Linked DNA regions of Homo sapiens: region 2 is linked to region 1. A link is a loop called in an ENCODE intact Hi-C map of the cell type or tissue named here. Cell type or tissue: HCT116. All regions are shown on one strand.

Evidence for each region. A loop is a pair of places that touch in the nucleus more often than their neighbours do. Peaks named below come from ENCODE experiments on the same cell type or tissue, not always from the same donor. Only the 100,000 strongest peaks of a DNase experiment are listed, where the experiment ranks them.
Region 2: a loop joins it to region 1, with 2.6 times the contacts of the local background. A loop is called at or near these places in 5 of 110 quality-filtered maps.

The regions. Positions count from the first base shown.
Region 1 is chr2:138,919,850-138,927,849 of GRCh38, forward strand. It overlaps LOC105373640 (a long non-coding RNA gene), which reads left to right. Exons shown (of 3, transcript XR_923371.2): 2 at 114-211. Among named protein-coding and RNA genes, the nearest start is that of NXPH2, 140 kb to the left of the region's middle. In HCT116, a CTCF peak has its summit at 3,326 (motif pointing right); a DNase peak (open chromatin) is centred at 3,322.
Region 2 is chr2:139,786,209-139,794,208 of GRCh38, forward strand. No RefSeq gene overlaps it. Among named protein-coding and RNA genes, the nearest start is that of LINC01853, 330 kb to the right of the region's middle. RefSeq lists an enhancer at 2,893-3,393. In HCT116, a CTCF peak has its summit at 4,810 (motif pointing right); a DNase peak (open chromatin) is centred at 4,773.

The DNA.
Region 1 (8,000 bases):
CCTTTTGTCTTTTGTGTTTTACAAGTATTAATTTGTTAAATGTAAACAACTCAAATAAAACATGTTTTTTTGATAACCAAGTTTAGGCATATCTTTATTTTTTAATGCCCTAGAGATCTTTGAAAGTGCAGGTGGAACAGAGTTCTTGCCCCATGGCTCCACTACCGTTGCAGTCATAGTGAACGTGAGACCAGATGGCAGGGATCTGATGGTAATGCATTTATTAATTTATTTGATACCCGTAATTTCTGCGAATATCTAAGCTCTTAGATTTATGCTAATTTAAAGTGCTATTTTAAAGACTCAAAGATGACTATTCACTTAAGCCCTTTTGGTGATTTCCCATTGCTCTTAGGGCAATATCCAATGTCTAGAAACTGCCCTGTCTCTTCAGGCTCATTTCATACCAGCCTCCTTCCTTTTTCTTTTATTCCAACCATGTTGTTTATCTTTCGGTTCATTCCTTGCCATGCTCTCTCTCTCTCCCTTGATCTCTGCACATGATATTCTTTCCTGGAACCATCTTCCTACCTCATTCCCTAAATGGCTGGTATATTTCCTTAGGTCTCAGCTTAAAGGATGTTAGAATCCCCTAAACATTTCCAACTCCTACACCAGCTCACACTTTCTGTTTTAAGCTGTGACAACCTCTATCATAAGCACCATCAGAGATGACTGGAATTGCTTATGTAATTGTATGTTTCCCCTGTAAGACTGCATATTTTATGAGGTTAGAGATTATGTCTGTCTTGTTCAAAGCTATACTATCATCCTGCACATTGTTCAATAAATATCTGTTGCATGAAAAACCTTTACCAATGACCAGAGGTTTTTATATTTTCTCTAGAGAAGAGAGTGCTGTAGCTTCTACTTGTTTGCATTGAAGGAATTCAGGACATGCCACCCAAAAATATACTACCGTGGCATATTGACCGTTTTGAGCTGAAGGCACTTGAGAAACAGCAGATACAGGAAGGGCTTTCTGAACTCCTCTTTTCCATCTAAAAAACAGGCTATAAAATTTGCCATGAGAAAGGTGCCCTTCCTGTACAAGGAAGAGAACATCCTTATCAGCAGAGACTGGAAATCAATGCTGAAGTGGATCTGTACAAACAACCTTACTAAAATAATCCTTATCTTCCATTAGTTTCCCCCAATATGTCTCTTAATCACTACCCCATAGCTTACTGTTCCTAGCCCAAACGCCTGTGTCTTGTCATTTGTTCACAAATCTTTCATTTCTTTGTTTAAATGGCATATAAGCTTTCTGCTCTGGTCACTTCTTTGAGGCTTCACTTTCTTGTGGGGACTCCAGGTACATGTAAAATTCTAAGACTGGTACATCTTTCTCTTGCTAATCTGCCTTATGTCAGTTTAATTCATAGGTGCAGTCAGAGGCCCCCCAAAATAGAAATTGTTTCCTCTCCTACAGCATGAGCTTAGTGGTAATCTTTGAATAGGAAGGGAACTGTGTTGCTTGCACTTTTATACATGTGGACATGTAAAAGCTGGCTAAGAGAAGTAATTAGTAAATTGGGCCTGTGTGGACAAGCCAATTCTCATTCTAATGCTGTGAATACTTAATAGTCATAAAAGGGTACTGTGGTACATAAAAAGGATATTCACACTACAGTGAAATGCACAATTCAGTGTTGAAGATTAGAGCTTGTAAAGGAATACAATTTTTCATTTGGTCTGTCTATTACAGGTTTTGGACATGCTAAATGTCTTGATTGAGAACACTGCTTAAGTGATAGATTACTGACCCCAAGGCCAACAGGGATCAGGCATTAATGTAAAGAAAAGGGCTGGGTGGGGACTGGGGCAAAATGGGGTTCAGCCATAGGTAATTGTTTCCATGTGGAAGTGTGAGCTTGGACAGGTGTTTTGATTTTTGAAGAGAAGCAGAAAATCCATAGCATTGATGTGAAATAATGATTTTTTTTAAATGTTGGTAAATAATTTCAATTTTTTAATTTTTTTGAGATGGAGTCTTGCTCTGTCACCAGGCTGGAGTGCAGTGGTGCAATCTCGGCTCACTGCGACCTCCGCCTCCCAGGTTCAAGCGATTCCCCTGTCTCAGCCTCCGAGTAGCTGGGACTACAGGCCTGCGCCACCCCGCCCGGCTAATTTTTTTTTTTTTTTAATTTTAGTAGAGACAGGGTTTCACCACGTTGGCCAGGATGGTCTTGATCTCCTGATCCAGTGATCTGCCCTCCTCGGCCTCCCAAAGTGCTGGGATTACAGGCGTGAGCCACCGCACCCGGCAATAATTTCAAAAATTTTAAATACTTTTCTTAGTAGACAAAACATGTCTGCTGGGCCACCAGCTTGCCAGCTGTGAATTTAAAACTTAATCATTGGGCTGCAATCAGAATTACTGAGACAAACAATAAAGTTGCTGATGCATGAATAAATGATGCATGGATATTTAACTAAATTAACAACTGATGCATAAATAGTAAATCAAAGAATTTTAGAATGAGAAGGGACATTAGAATCACCTTGGAACACCTTTCTCTATGATACAGATGAAAAATCTCAGGTCCACAAAAATTAAATTCTCGGGCTTAAACTCAGATGCACAAATTAAATAACATGGACTTGAATCCAAGTGTTTTGATGCTTGGCTTTTCCCACATCTCCAAGCAACTGTGGGGTGTGTGTATGTGTGTGTGTGTGCGTGTGTGTGTGTGCATATTGTGCTATAATAAAAGTGTAAATGGAATGACACATGGTGGTCAATGCTAGTACAATTCAAATTTTACTGTGCGTGCGAATCAATTGGGGATCTTGTAAAAAATGAAAGTTTTGATTCAGTAGGGCTGGAATGGGGTCCAGGTCTTTTCAGTTCTTAAAATGTCCCAGGTAATGCTGATCCCAGTACCAAATTTTGTTAGTAAGGACCTACCTTATTGACAATTGTCCTGGATGCCTGGGCTGGACTAAATGTCCAAGAGCAGAATATGTTCTTTGCTCTTTTCTGTGTCAGTCAACACTCTAATATTGTATTTCTCTCATTCTGAATCCTTGATAAGTAAAATATATTAAATTAAATGCTAAATTCACTCAACAGGAAAAGTAGATGAGCAAATGACTGGAAACAAGGGGTAGTAAGCTATATGAATCAAAAATCTCCGTGATGCAAAGCATATGAGTCCTCTCATGTCTTGTTTTATAGATAAGTATTAGTTCTGGTTAGTTCTTGGGGACCTCTCAAATCATTTTGTAACTAATAGTAACAAAAAAATGACATTCTTGACAATAAAGGAGAAAAAGGTATTTCAGAATGTAACAGCAAACATTCCACAAGATGGCAGTAAACTCTTATGCTTTACATTATCCTTAACTTTAACCTTTTACAGAATATATATTTCATCAGTGGAAATTTTTCGGACTGAGAATTACACATTGTTTTTTGAAAAGACAAAACAATACTTAATAAAACTTATATTTTTCACAGTCCCCAAACTAATGACTATATATCTACACTTTCTTCTTCATATGAGTATGACACAGTCATGCCATTCTTTTAACTTGTACTTAGTTTCAGGTTCTCATTTAAGACTGAGTGGAATATACTTTGGTGAAATATTGTAAATGTTATGAAAAAATAGGTAGATGATTAAGAGATTTTAAAAATAAAAATAAATAAAAAAATGACCAAAAGTAAGAGCTGGAAAATGTGTTAAAAACCTTGAATATAATAATAATCTATTTTTCCATAAATTTCACAATATTTCAACAAAAATGTGTTTTTTATCAACCTAAAAATACTGGTAATTACGGTTTAATACCCATTGCATTATAAGACTGTAAACATTAAAGAAATCACACTCTTAAGACTTGTCTGTAAGCTCTGTATTCTCTCTAAACCAGTCTCAGGAGATTACAGAAGCATGAATTAAGAAAAAGAAAATACAACAATTAAGGGTTTTCTAACAAGCTGTTCTCATGTGAATAAGAAGAAATGGGTAATCTACTGACCTAAAGATGGTGATATACATATGTACAGATACCCTCCTTTATACTGCAGTGATAATGGCAAAATTGGGTAGTACCCTCTTTCATCATCAAACCTGTGTGTGACCTAAAACCACTCATTTAATGACTTTGGGATTCAGTTCCTTCTAGTATAAAATAAAGTATATAGATTAGTTGATGTCGTTTCCAGCTCTGTAACATTCCAGGTTTCTCAGGAGAAAACATAGTTAAGTAAGATAAGTGTAAACTTTGAGAAGGACCATGGTGTGTAGAGGTTACTGGGGCCTTTAGGGTGTGGCAACACCGTATCTTTTTTCTTTATGTATTCTAGGTTGCTCGTAGAGAGAATCCTGGAACCGTATTTGTTTTAATATAACCCAGAAAGAGACTGGCAAGGTAGAGTGCTGCATCAGCACTGAGGGGTGTGTGGCTGTTTTCTGTATTCTTGAAATAACCGTATTATGAATCTCTTTTCTTCACGCATAAGTTTCATTTCATTAGGCCCTTAAAATAGTCAAGGGAAGAGTTGACAAGTAGTAAATGATTTGTGTTTAGCAGAGAGTGCTTTTATATATTAGAGGGCACCAGGAACATAAGAGAGCTGTGTCAATTGTAGGGGTGGGATGCCCTCTGGTAGCTTTGCCCCCTTCCTGGACAGTAGTAGCTCGCTTCCTCCTGCCTCCCTGACTCTCCCACTCTTTTCCTTCCACCTTTTCTCTCTTCTCTACTCTCTTTTCTCCTTTCTTCCTCACCCTTCTGGTCTCCAGGCCCGTGTTTCCCAGGCCCATCCCATTCCATCCACAACTCCTCGGGCACTTGTACTCCTGCAGATGTGGTCACACAGAACGTCTGGTGGTGCATGACCCCTGCTTGCCATTGAGACCATTGGGCCAGGGTGGTGCTTTGCTTCAGGCATGTCATTCCATTCCTAGCTCAGCTGAGGATGGGGATGTAGTACAGTAACCCCTCCCAATCCATAGGGGACATGTTCCAAGACCGCCGGTGGATGCCTGGAACCACAGATAGCACCCAATCCTGTATATAGTGGTTTTTTTTCTATATGTACATACTTATGATAAAGTTTAATTTATGGTAGACACAGTAAGAAGTTAATAACAATAATCAATAATCAATTAGAACAATATAGTATAATAAAAGTTGTGTGAATATGGTCTCTTTTTCCTCTCTCTTTCCCGAAATGTCTTATCTTGTTTTACTTACCTATTTTTGCACTGCAGTTTATCTTGGATAACTGAAACAGTGGAAAGCAAGACTGAGGATGAGGGGAGACTACTGCATTGCTTTGTCTCTAGTGGAGTAGAGAGTCCTCTTTTGCTTCCAAATGAATTTTTAAAGATATTAGCTAAAAGCACCATTGTGTTAGATGGAGCCAGATAATATCATTAAGCTCATAAGCATGTGTCACTGGTAAGTAACATAAATGCTGAATGGTTGAGTTTCAATTGAGTGCCTGCTGACCCAGCTCCAACGCTAAAATTTTCTTCACATACCTTTCACACATACACTACATTTATGACTCTTGATCTCAGAAACACTTAAGGACATTCTACAGGAAAAACAAAGTCAGCTTTATTTCAGGTTCTGGATTTTTAGACTGTCAGGCACTTCCACACGTGTGCTCCATGATCTATGATATGTTCCACACCTAGCACTCATTTAGAATTGGCTTAAAGATTATATCTAAAAAAGGTATCAAAACCAAAATAAAATAGGTAATAGATGTTTTGCTTTCTCCTACTCCACAATTTAAGCCTCAACCAATTGTATGCAAACCTTGTCCCTCTCCCCCATGATATTATCCTCAACTTCTGTCCAGCAGTAAAATTCCTATTCCAATTTAAAGAGTTGAACTAGTCCCCAGAAAAATGCAAAATGGGAAAAGATTGTCTTTAGAATTTCTCTACCTTTCTCTCAGAGTTCCCATCAAGTATTGCTGCTTAGCTTCCTGGTGTCCCGGCTGCCGCTCTGTCCTGGTTTCCCTAGGAGCCTACCAAGAACTCAAACAGGACATTGAACTCAGAGAATTATTTTTCATAGCCTGTTAGTGATGTTTCTCTCTTCTGAACACTTGTCGAGTTTAAGCAGTGGGTTCCAGGAGCTGAGCCTTAAAGCATGAGATAGGTGGAGGCATGCTCACTTTGGTCAAGTAGACAGTTCTGTTATCACCACACTTCGGGGTTGAGTCTTCTCAGTTCAGTTACTTTTAGGATAATTTCACAGCAATGGACTAGAATCATTTTTTGACAGTATGATTTAATAGCCAAAATGACCAAGGTACTTGGATATCAAAACTTTGGCCTTATCAGGTTGGTAATTTTAGAGATCCTATCAGATGAACCCTTCAGCAATTCTATCGATTGCCTACTACCCAAACAAGCTCCTTTATGGCTAATTGTTTAAGGGATAGCTACAAAGATGCATTTCCTGTCTTTCAGTAGCAAACAGTGTCTGGAAGGCACTGACCTTTACCAGTGGGACAAACAGGTTGTATCCCCAGAAGACAGTGATGTTCAAAGTAAGATTGCAAGAGAAAAACAGTATTGATTGGATTTAAGGAAGAATGGTTATATTGTATTTATATTTAGACAAACTCATAAGATGTAGTCACAAAGAAACAGTGGTAAACATAAGGAATCAATTCGACTCCTGTTGATTTCATTATTAATTACAAAATGATATCCTCTGTTATGAAATCTTTCATTTATTCATTTGTTCAAGGATAACTTCATTCTTTGAACAAGTGTTTATTGAGAGCTTAATATTTATGAGGCACAATACCTGGATTAAACTAAGCTTGATTCAAAGCACATGAAGTATTTAACAGATGAAAAAAATACAGAAAAATTAATTTCTTTGGTATAACAAATGCAAAAGGTCTTACTTGATACATAGTGATTTTAGTCTATTTTATAGCTTCAGGATCTAGAGGTTAAATTATTTGCCCAAAGACACCTAAATTTTGTAACTAAAACCTGCATATCTCTATTACCTTTCTAGTGCACTTTTCCTATTGCACACTGGCATTACATTCATTGATTCTTAAAACAACCCTTCATCCAGGCCTTAAACCTTGGCTTTAGGCTCCAACTCTGGCTCTTTTTATGAGGCCACCCTGAGCTCCCAACCTGGGCTCTTAACTCCTTTCCCAAGAAGCAGGAAGTTTCTGCATTCCCCAGCCTGCAACTATGGCAAACACACAAACACATGAATAATGAAACAAGCAAACAGACAAACAAACAAAGCACGGCCTTTTCCTTTCCTGAGATACTCAGGAGAATTTTAAAATATAGACCCAATTTTGGAGTTAAAAGGTTTGTGCTCAAAATTCAGTTCTGCACCAGGTGACCTTGGCTAGGTCCTACCAACTCTGTCACTGAAGCCAGCAGCTTACCTGATTGATTGACTTTTCATTTATTTCATCTACCATCTTCATGTTAGGAAGCCACAGACTCATGGATACCCAGGAAATAAACATGACTTTTTTATAGCTCAAAAGCTTTCTAAGGGAATTTGAAGAGGGTTCTTTGTGTGTGTGTGTGTGCCAATTATTATGTTTTACTAAGCTCCACCATCACTTTGGCATTAATAATGCAAACAAGAACCTTTACTACTTGGCTGACCCCAAGGAAATGGCTAATTGTGATTCTTAAATCTATAGACCTCATGAGACAGCAACTATACCTTTATGCATATGCTTGTTATTGATCATTGCAGAAAGTATTTAACTGTCTGGAATAGTCTCAGAATTACTGTAGTTGGTGTTGCTCAACAAATTTGTCTTTTGATGTAAAATGTCATTGTCAAAATTCAAAGTTATAATAAGATTCTGCACAAAGCACTCTGAATTACATTTCTCAGAATAACTTGAGAAAGTATTGTTCAGTAGCAATGCAAAGCACTAATTGTAATATTTCAGAGAAAACCTTTCATTTTTTCAAAACTTGTAAGTCTATTAATCCTAAAATTATGATTCACTCCAAGGATATTTTAGCACA
Region 2 (8,000 bases), 870 kb after region 1:
TTTTAAAAATTTCGGTAAAAGGGAAATGAGCATTGATACAGAGTGCAATAAAAGAAAACAGAAACACATGTAACAGTTCTGTCTCAGTCACTAATGAAATTGAGGACATTGCTAGAAGAAAATTGTGGGTTTTAACTACAGATTTTATCAACCACATTAATATATAGTGCTATTACTGGTTAAATATACTGTGTTGTGGTGAAAAGTGTGTTCGAATAGGAAGTAGAAATGAAGATTTGAGCCAAGGTCTAACTTTTATTTGCCCCATAACTTTGGGCATCTCACTTAGTTTCCCAAAGCCCCAGAAATATTTTTTCCTATCTACCTGACCCAATTGTTTAACAGTCAATGGACAAAGGAGGAAAAGAGAAACAAGAAAGCATTATATATTCAAAGGATACTGCTACTATTACATTATGATTTAACATTATTAAACTCTTATTTTTCAAGTGTTTTACAATAGACATGCTTAACATATGAAATATTTCTATATTGATTTTAAAGATGCTACATCTGATCTATCTGTAATATGTAAAAAACTGACAGAAAGGAATTTCATTAGCAGTGTAAGTAAAAGGGCATTTTGAGTGTTTTAAGTGCTATAACCTAGGATTGAGAAAAGCAAAGCCATGCCCTCAATGTGCTAAGACTGCACAATACAAAGATGAATGGCTCTACAGTCACAAAGACTATATGACAAGACGGCTAGAGAATTTAGCAATTATGATGAAATGATCATAGCAGAGAGGCAAACCCTATTCCTTAGCTACCACTGCCTTATATTTAGAAGGACAATTTCACAGAACATTTTATAACATGATCTGGAAAATTATGGCCAGTGAGCTATTCCTTAGTTATCACTGCCTTATATTTAGAAGAATCGTTTCATAGAACATTCTATAAGATAATTTGGAAAACTATGGCCAGTGAGCCAAATCGGGCATGCTGCCTGTTGCTGTAAATAAAGTCTTATTGGGACATAGTCAGGTTCATTTCATTATGTATTTCTATGATTGCTTTCACCCTACATCAGCAGAGTTGAGTAGTTACAGAAGAAACTATATGGCCCCAAATATTTACTATCTGTTTCTTTACAAAAAGTTTGATGACCCTGTTCTTGACCATTGTCTTCTTGATGTAATTAGAGATCTCCCAGAAGTTGAGAAGGAAATCTGATTGAACCATTAAACCTACACATGTAGTCATAGCCCTGAGTGCTGACAAATGGAGCAATGCCAAATTATTTATTTCAATTGCTTGTGTAACATAGTACTTCTCAAATGTTAATATGAAGATCAATGATGAAGACTAAAAGTAAACATGAAATTTTCCTTAAGGAGGAGGTCACTGCCTACTCTGCTTCCACTTTTTAGAGTGTCTCCTTGAGAACACAATAGACCTGATTAAAAGGCTTCATCTTTTGATTTTACAATGCAAGTTTGTGAGCCTTCCGACTCTTGAAACTGTGAACACTTACCTCCAGAACTAGCTTAGGGGCTTACAACAGGCATAGATGAGACAGTCTTATCTCTCAAAGAAGTAAGATAAGTTTTAATTGTTTGCATCTAGACTCTGAATAGACTTGTGTGAAATTCTGTCCAGGCTTTGTAGTTACTTTCCCATTACCTTACATGCACAGGACTCTGATAATGTTTACCCAATATTCATGTTGTATTATCTGTCTGTCTCCTCTTCTACATTAGTATGGAGCGGTCTTTTGATAGTAGAACTTTTATTTTTCTCACAGAAGGAATCTAACTAAAATGCAGATTCTTCCTTGCAACAGTGTGGCTCCCAAGATTCTGCGCCAAGGTGACAACTGATACTGATGTTCCACGACCACACCTTTGAGTTACTAAATGCAAATAGAAAAAAATATATATTTTAGATTGCTAAAATTAAATGAAATTTACCTTTTGAAACCCTCATTTCCATTCATGGTCACTTGCAATTTAAAATGTACTCTCCTTTGGGTAATGACTGAGTCAAATGCGTAGCTCTCCTTCTCTTTCTCTTTCCTGGGGTGGTTTCAGTCGTGAGGTGATAGGGGAAACGTCCACGTGGCTCAGGTCTCATTTGTGTGCCTTTTCTCTGTGTCCTGATGGCATCTGCTTTGCTTTCCCCATGTTCTCATCAGCGTGGGCTTCTGTCTCTGAGTCTGTGACCTTCACAGCATGGTCAGTTGCTAGGACCATCTCATCTAAATCCTTCTTGTCTCAGGCTCAGAACCTTTGTTTCATCTGACTTTCCTCAGGACTTCTGAACCTCATGAAATCCATAGCTGTTTACCCTCCATGATCCTAATGTCTCTTAACTTTAGCAAGCTTCTCTTGGAACTAACAAACTTGTCCTGCCTGGCTAGAGCTTCATGACTTCTTCAAAATCCTCATAGTTTCCTAGACTATGATGAGGATGAATGGGGGCTGTAAGGGAAAACTCTGCTGCCCCCAAGTCCTTCTAAGCCTATCTTTGGTTTTATCTTCTACAGTTTCTACTGCCCCTCCCCTGAGACTCACTTAGGATACAGTCATGACTTGTAGTCCTGTCAGAGAAATTCACGCACCCTTAAGGTCTCTGTCTTTATTTAAAATTTGGATACTTCATTTGTCGTGGATTTTTTTGAAACATTGCATTAAAATATTACTTATCTTGATTACTGAATTTTTTGGTACCCCTTAAATGTAGCACCCAAGACAAGTGCCTTTCTTGCCTACTGCCAGCAAGCTCGCTTCTTCCAATGTTCTCCAGTCTTCTCCATAACCTTTGAATTATAACCTCATTTGAGTGGGAAACCAGCACTTAAATTATCATTTGTCATCATTACCTACATTTGCTTGTGGATGATCTTACTGCTTTGCTCCCTTTGGAGCTTGGCTTTCTGACTCTCAAGATCCTTTATCTCTTTCAGAAAACGAACAAACAAAAAAATACCTGGCACATTAAATGTATTGACTTTTATAACTATTGTTTTCTGCCACAAGTTTTTCTAAATAAATATATTTGGCGGCTCAATTGACTTTGTTTATTGATTGATCTATTAATTTATCAATTGCCAGTCACAGCCACTCTCTCCCCAAAGGAAACACATATATAAAGCAATGATTTTTTTCCCAGTGAATAAAAATGAGTTAATATTTTAAAATATTATCCTGCAATAGTTGTAATAATAACTAAGATAAGACTAGACTAAGTAGAAAATTAGTTGGCCAGTATTTAGCTTCTACAATGGAGATAAACAGATAATAAAGTAACTTATTTTTTTTTTTTTTGAGATGGAGTCTACCTCTGTGCCCAGGCTGGAGTGCAGTGGTGCGATCTCGGCTCACTGCAAGCTCCGCCTCCCGGGTTCATGCCATTCTCCTGCCTCAGCCTCTCCGAGTAGCTGGGACCACAGGCGCCCGCCACCACGCCCGGGTAAATTTTTGTATTTTTAGTAGAGACGAGGTTTCACGTGGTCTCGACCTCGTGATCTGCCCGCCTATGGCTTCCCAAAGTGCTGGGATTACAAGTGTGAGTCACCGCTCCCAGCCAAAGAAACTTTTTAAAAAGACAAGAGGATAAGGAATGACCAACTTGACTATAAGCTCCTCTGAAGTCCGGGATTGGGTTTCATATAGTTTGGCAGAAAGAGGAGAGGTAACTAATATCTAGTAAATAAGTGTGGAATCATAGTTGATATTTCAATTATCCCATTGTTTATTTCCTGCTCAGTATGTTTCTTGGCATCTCAAATAAATTGAACAGAATAAGAAAATCAATTGCGAGAATACATGTTTTCTCCAAGCATTTATTTTATGCAAAGGTCATTGGCTATTTATAAATACGAAATTTAAAAAAAATTTTAAGTGAGGCATTTCAATTCGGGTTTCCTTTTGGAATCAAAGGTGAAGTAGAATGGAAGTGGGAGGAAAGGGAACAGAGGCCAGATAGAGAAAATAAACCTTGTGAATTGATTTAGAAAAGAGATAATAAACCGGACAGAGAGCATAAAATTCCTGCTGTCTATAGAATAGCTGGCTGCCAGCTCCAGAGGAAGAAAGAGCAATGTGCAGCCAGCAATAGATGTGTGGGAGGCAAGACAGCTCTTTGGGAGTTATGAGGTTAAGGAAATAACTGTGTTTGAGGCAGAATGACAAGTGACCTCTTGCTCATTGAAAGAAATCAGCATGAAGGAGGGTTGGAGAATGTCCTGAATTCCCCTCTATGTTCTTCAAATAGCTAGTGGCTTATTGTTATGAGAGCCCTGAGACGTACTTTCAATGATCATTTATACAGACAGTTGAGTTTTTTAATGAAATACCATGACTCCTTTGGGAGAAGGACTTGAGGACAGAGAACAGGCAAGACTACAAGCAACTCCCACTATAAGAAGTGTTCCCTGAGAGCGGACTGGCACTCGGTGCAGAAACGGAGCACTTAGGCTTACATCATGATGCCAGGCTGAGAGATAGGGATTTCCTTAGGGTATTTTGAGTCTACGTCTTGCACCCCTACCCTTCATCTAAATGAATATAAAATAAGTTGACACTGGAGAACTAAAATAATAATGATGATAATAAAGACATTGTCTTTCCTATGGATTTCAGAATGATCTTATAGTCTTTCTTAATGAAAAAGATTAATTCACTATGTGTATTTAATGTGACTATGCCCTGATGTGATTACTTTTGTTTTTGTACTTTAGGTGAGAATTTTCACATTTTTCATTTACTTTGAGTCACATTATTAAATGACTTAGAGCACTTCCTCCATCTCTACCATCTTCATCATTTCCTTAACATGATGAATGAATTCAGATTCAGACAGTAGATGGTGCTATTATTTCAAAGACCATACAGTACATAAGACTTCCAGATTTTCTTAAGACTGCAAGAGACAAGGGAAAGAAAAGAAGAAACTTGACTGACATCATTTTCTGGTTTACAAAGGTTATGGAGTGGGAAGTTATTTTTTGTAGTGACCTACTCTGTCCCTTTTGGGGATAAAATAACAGTCAAAGTTTTCTTTAGTAATTAATAAACTCTGACTCCCTAGAACAGAAAAAACAACCACATTTAATTTTCTCCTTGAAGCAGCAACAGTCACAGATGCTGTTGCTCATACTGACTACCATTATGGACAGAAAGCAATTCACAAGCGTTCAGCAATGCAGAAGATATTAAAATGTAAAACACATGAATGTGAAGTTTCCTCAAAAATACCGAATAAAAGGTTTTCCTAATATAAAGCAATTTATATGTAAAACATCTGTAATCACAAAGCACCTTAAATATAATATTCAAATGCAAGCAATAAAAACCCTGTATCTGATGATGATAAATCAACATATTAAAAGCTTTCCTCTCCTGGCAGCAGATGCTCTTTGAAAGGGAATTGGTAACAGATGTATACCATAGAGGGGGTTCAAGCAGTGGTGACACAGGCAAGGGGCTGCATGGAGCCAAAGCTACAGTTAGATCATAGAACCTGCAGCTAAAGCACAATTGCTGTCGAGGTTCCTAAAGAGCAACACTACAAGTTGTCTCTTTAAAACCCCATTACTCAAACTTAATAGCCATTGATGGAAACACTTTACCTGACTCCGTGGCAAAGGCTTAGGTTCTTCTCATTTTTCATGCCCAAGCAAAACATATGGTGATAGGCAGACTTGAGAGTGAACCAAATTTTCTACCTAAATTTGCGACCCCAAGCACCTAAGTGCAATGAAACATTTGAACTAAATGAGTGGTGATATGGCGAAAGTGATGGCAAATGCCGACATCTGAAGCATCTGGATAATTAATTATGTCATTTTTAATTTGTATGCTTTTTGCATGAGAAGACCAGCTGTAGTTTCAAACATTCATTTCTAAGAAATACCAAACAGTGTTTTAAATGTTTTTTTAAACCCTTAAGCTCCCGATAAAATAATTTTGAATTAGAAAATGGCTTTTAATTGTTTAGTGTTTTTTATTACTTCAGCATTGCTAATATCACTTTGCTCATTCCATGACTCCTAATTGTGACTATTATGGAGGTGGGGGATGGCAGGGAAGAAATTTTTGCCTCACCTATTGCTGGGGTTGTGGCTGAGAACCCTATAACAGAAGACAACTTAAAAGGAGACAAGTTTACAAGTTTATTTAAGGTAAGTTGTACATAACACATGAGCCTTCAGAAATGAAGACCCAGAGAAAGAGAAGAAACCATTTTTATGCTTAGGTTTAATGAAGAGTGGACAGCTGTAGGGAGGTATGATTGGAAAAGGGGGTATAGTCTAATGGTAATTAACTAGGGCAAACTTAGGATGGCCTGTTTGTTCAGTTTTTTCTCTATGTCCCTGTGTCTTCAGAGATAAAGATGTTCATTTTCTTTAGGTATAGGGAGGGCACCTCTTGAATGAGAATCTTGACTTGCTTCAGGGGAAGGTCAGAAAATTCTTCCTAGGTTTCATGACCTGATTCTAGGGAGAAAGGTAGAGGGCAGTGAAAATGATCCTCCTGCTTCTGCTGTTTTATCAAACATCAAGGTGCCAATATTTTGGATTTGGCTTGTTCTGAACCCCATCACTATTATATTAATAGAATTGCATGAGTAATGTCAAAAATAAATACTATGCAATTTTTAGTAGGTTCTTTGAAAAGACTTGCTAATGCTGCATTTATTTCATACTATAACACATTTTTCTCCATGATTATCTATATGTGGCACTTTAAAGCATGGGCTCAAATTCTTGGGTATTCCTATCATTGAAAGATGATGTCTATGTCCCCTTCCCTTGAATCTGGGTGAGTGTTTGATGGAGACAATGGAGAAGAAATAATGCTGCTTGCCTTTGACATCTGAGGCAAGGTCAGAAGAGGCCTTGCAACTTTGACCTAGATCTCTCAGAATGCTCACTCACTCTCCACAGGTTTCCTCTGGATAGTGTCTTCCTCAGAATCCATATGCCACATTCTGAGAAGACCAACCTACATGAGGAGGTCCTGCCTCAATTAGGTGACCTGGTCCATAGTCCCAGCTGTCTCCAGCCTTCAGGTCATCCCCGCCCAGGTACCAGAATGAGAGAAAAACTTCCAAATAATTCCACTACCCAAATGTTGTCACCTGAGCTGTTCAAATCATCCAAGCTAAGGCCCCATTGTACCTTTTTTGAATACATGACTCATGACATCACCGAGCGTAATATGTGTGGATGGGCTTGTTACTTAGCAATAGAAAACTGGAACACTGTAGTTGGTTTATAAATAGCAGCAACATTGTTACTTGTAAATTGTGAAGATATTCAGGTGAGTTTGCTTAGTTTTAGGCATTTTCAATATTCCAAGTGTCTTCTAACTGGTTTCCTTGCTTTGATTCTCCCCTCCCTCCAACCAACCAAATGACATAACTGACATATATATCCCCAACACATCACTCTGCCTTTGCCCTACCACAAAATACTATTGTGATTTCCCTCTGCCTCCAGTCCACACTTCTTAGCTGGATATTTACTGACCTGCATTTTCTGTCATGTACTTATACACATTTATTTCCAACTACTTCTACAAATTGCTTACTAAATCCCATGAATTTCATGTGAAAAGAAGAACAAGACCCTCTAGGGTTTCTTTCAAAGTACATGTCCATTCAGGCAAGTCCACTTCAAACCCAAGCACGCCCTGGAGGATAATGATTTTATGGCTTTATGTTTGTCCATGGGTTTATGGCCCATCTTTAAAACATAGTGAAGGACATGAGATTTAATTAAGAACTGTAAATGTTCATGTTATACATGTCGTTTCTCAATATCTTAGCTTTTTCTATTTTCGCTATGTAGGATTCTGTCTTCTGGTGTTTCCTCCTCAATCAGGTTCTTTTCCTTTCAAGTAGCATTTACATTCTTTCTCTCTAGATGGTCTTCCTAGCGTTAGAGAAGACTGTTTTCAGATATCATGTACTGACCACTCATTAAACACCAGGCATTTTGCTTCCTTCTTTACTTACATTATGTCATGTATTCATGGCACTTTTTCAAATGC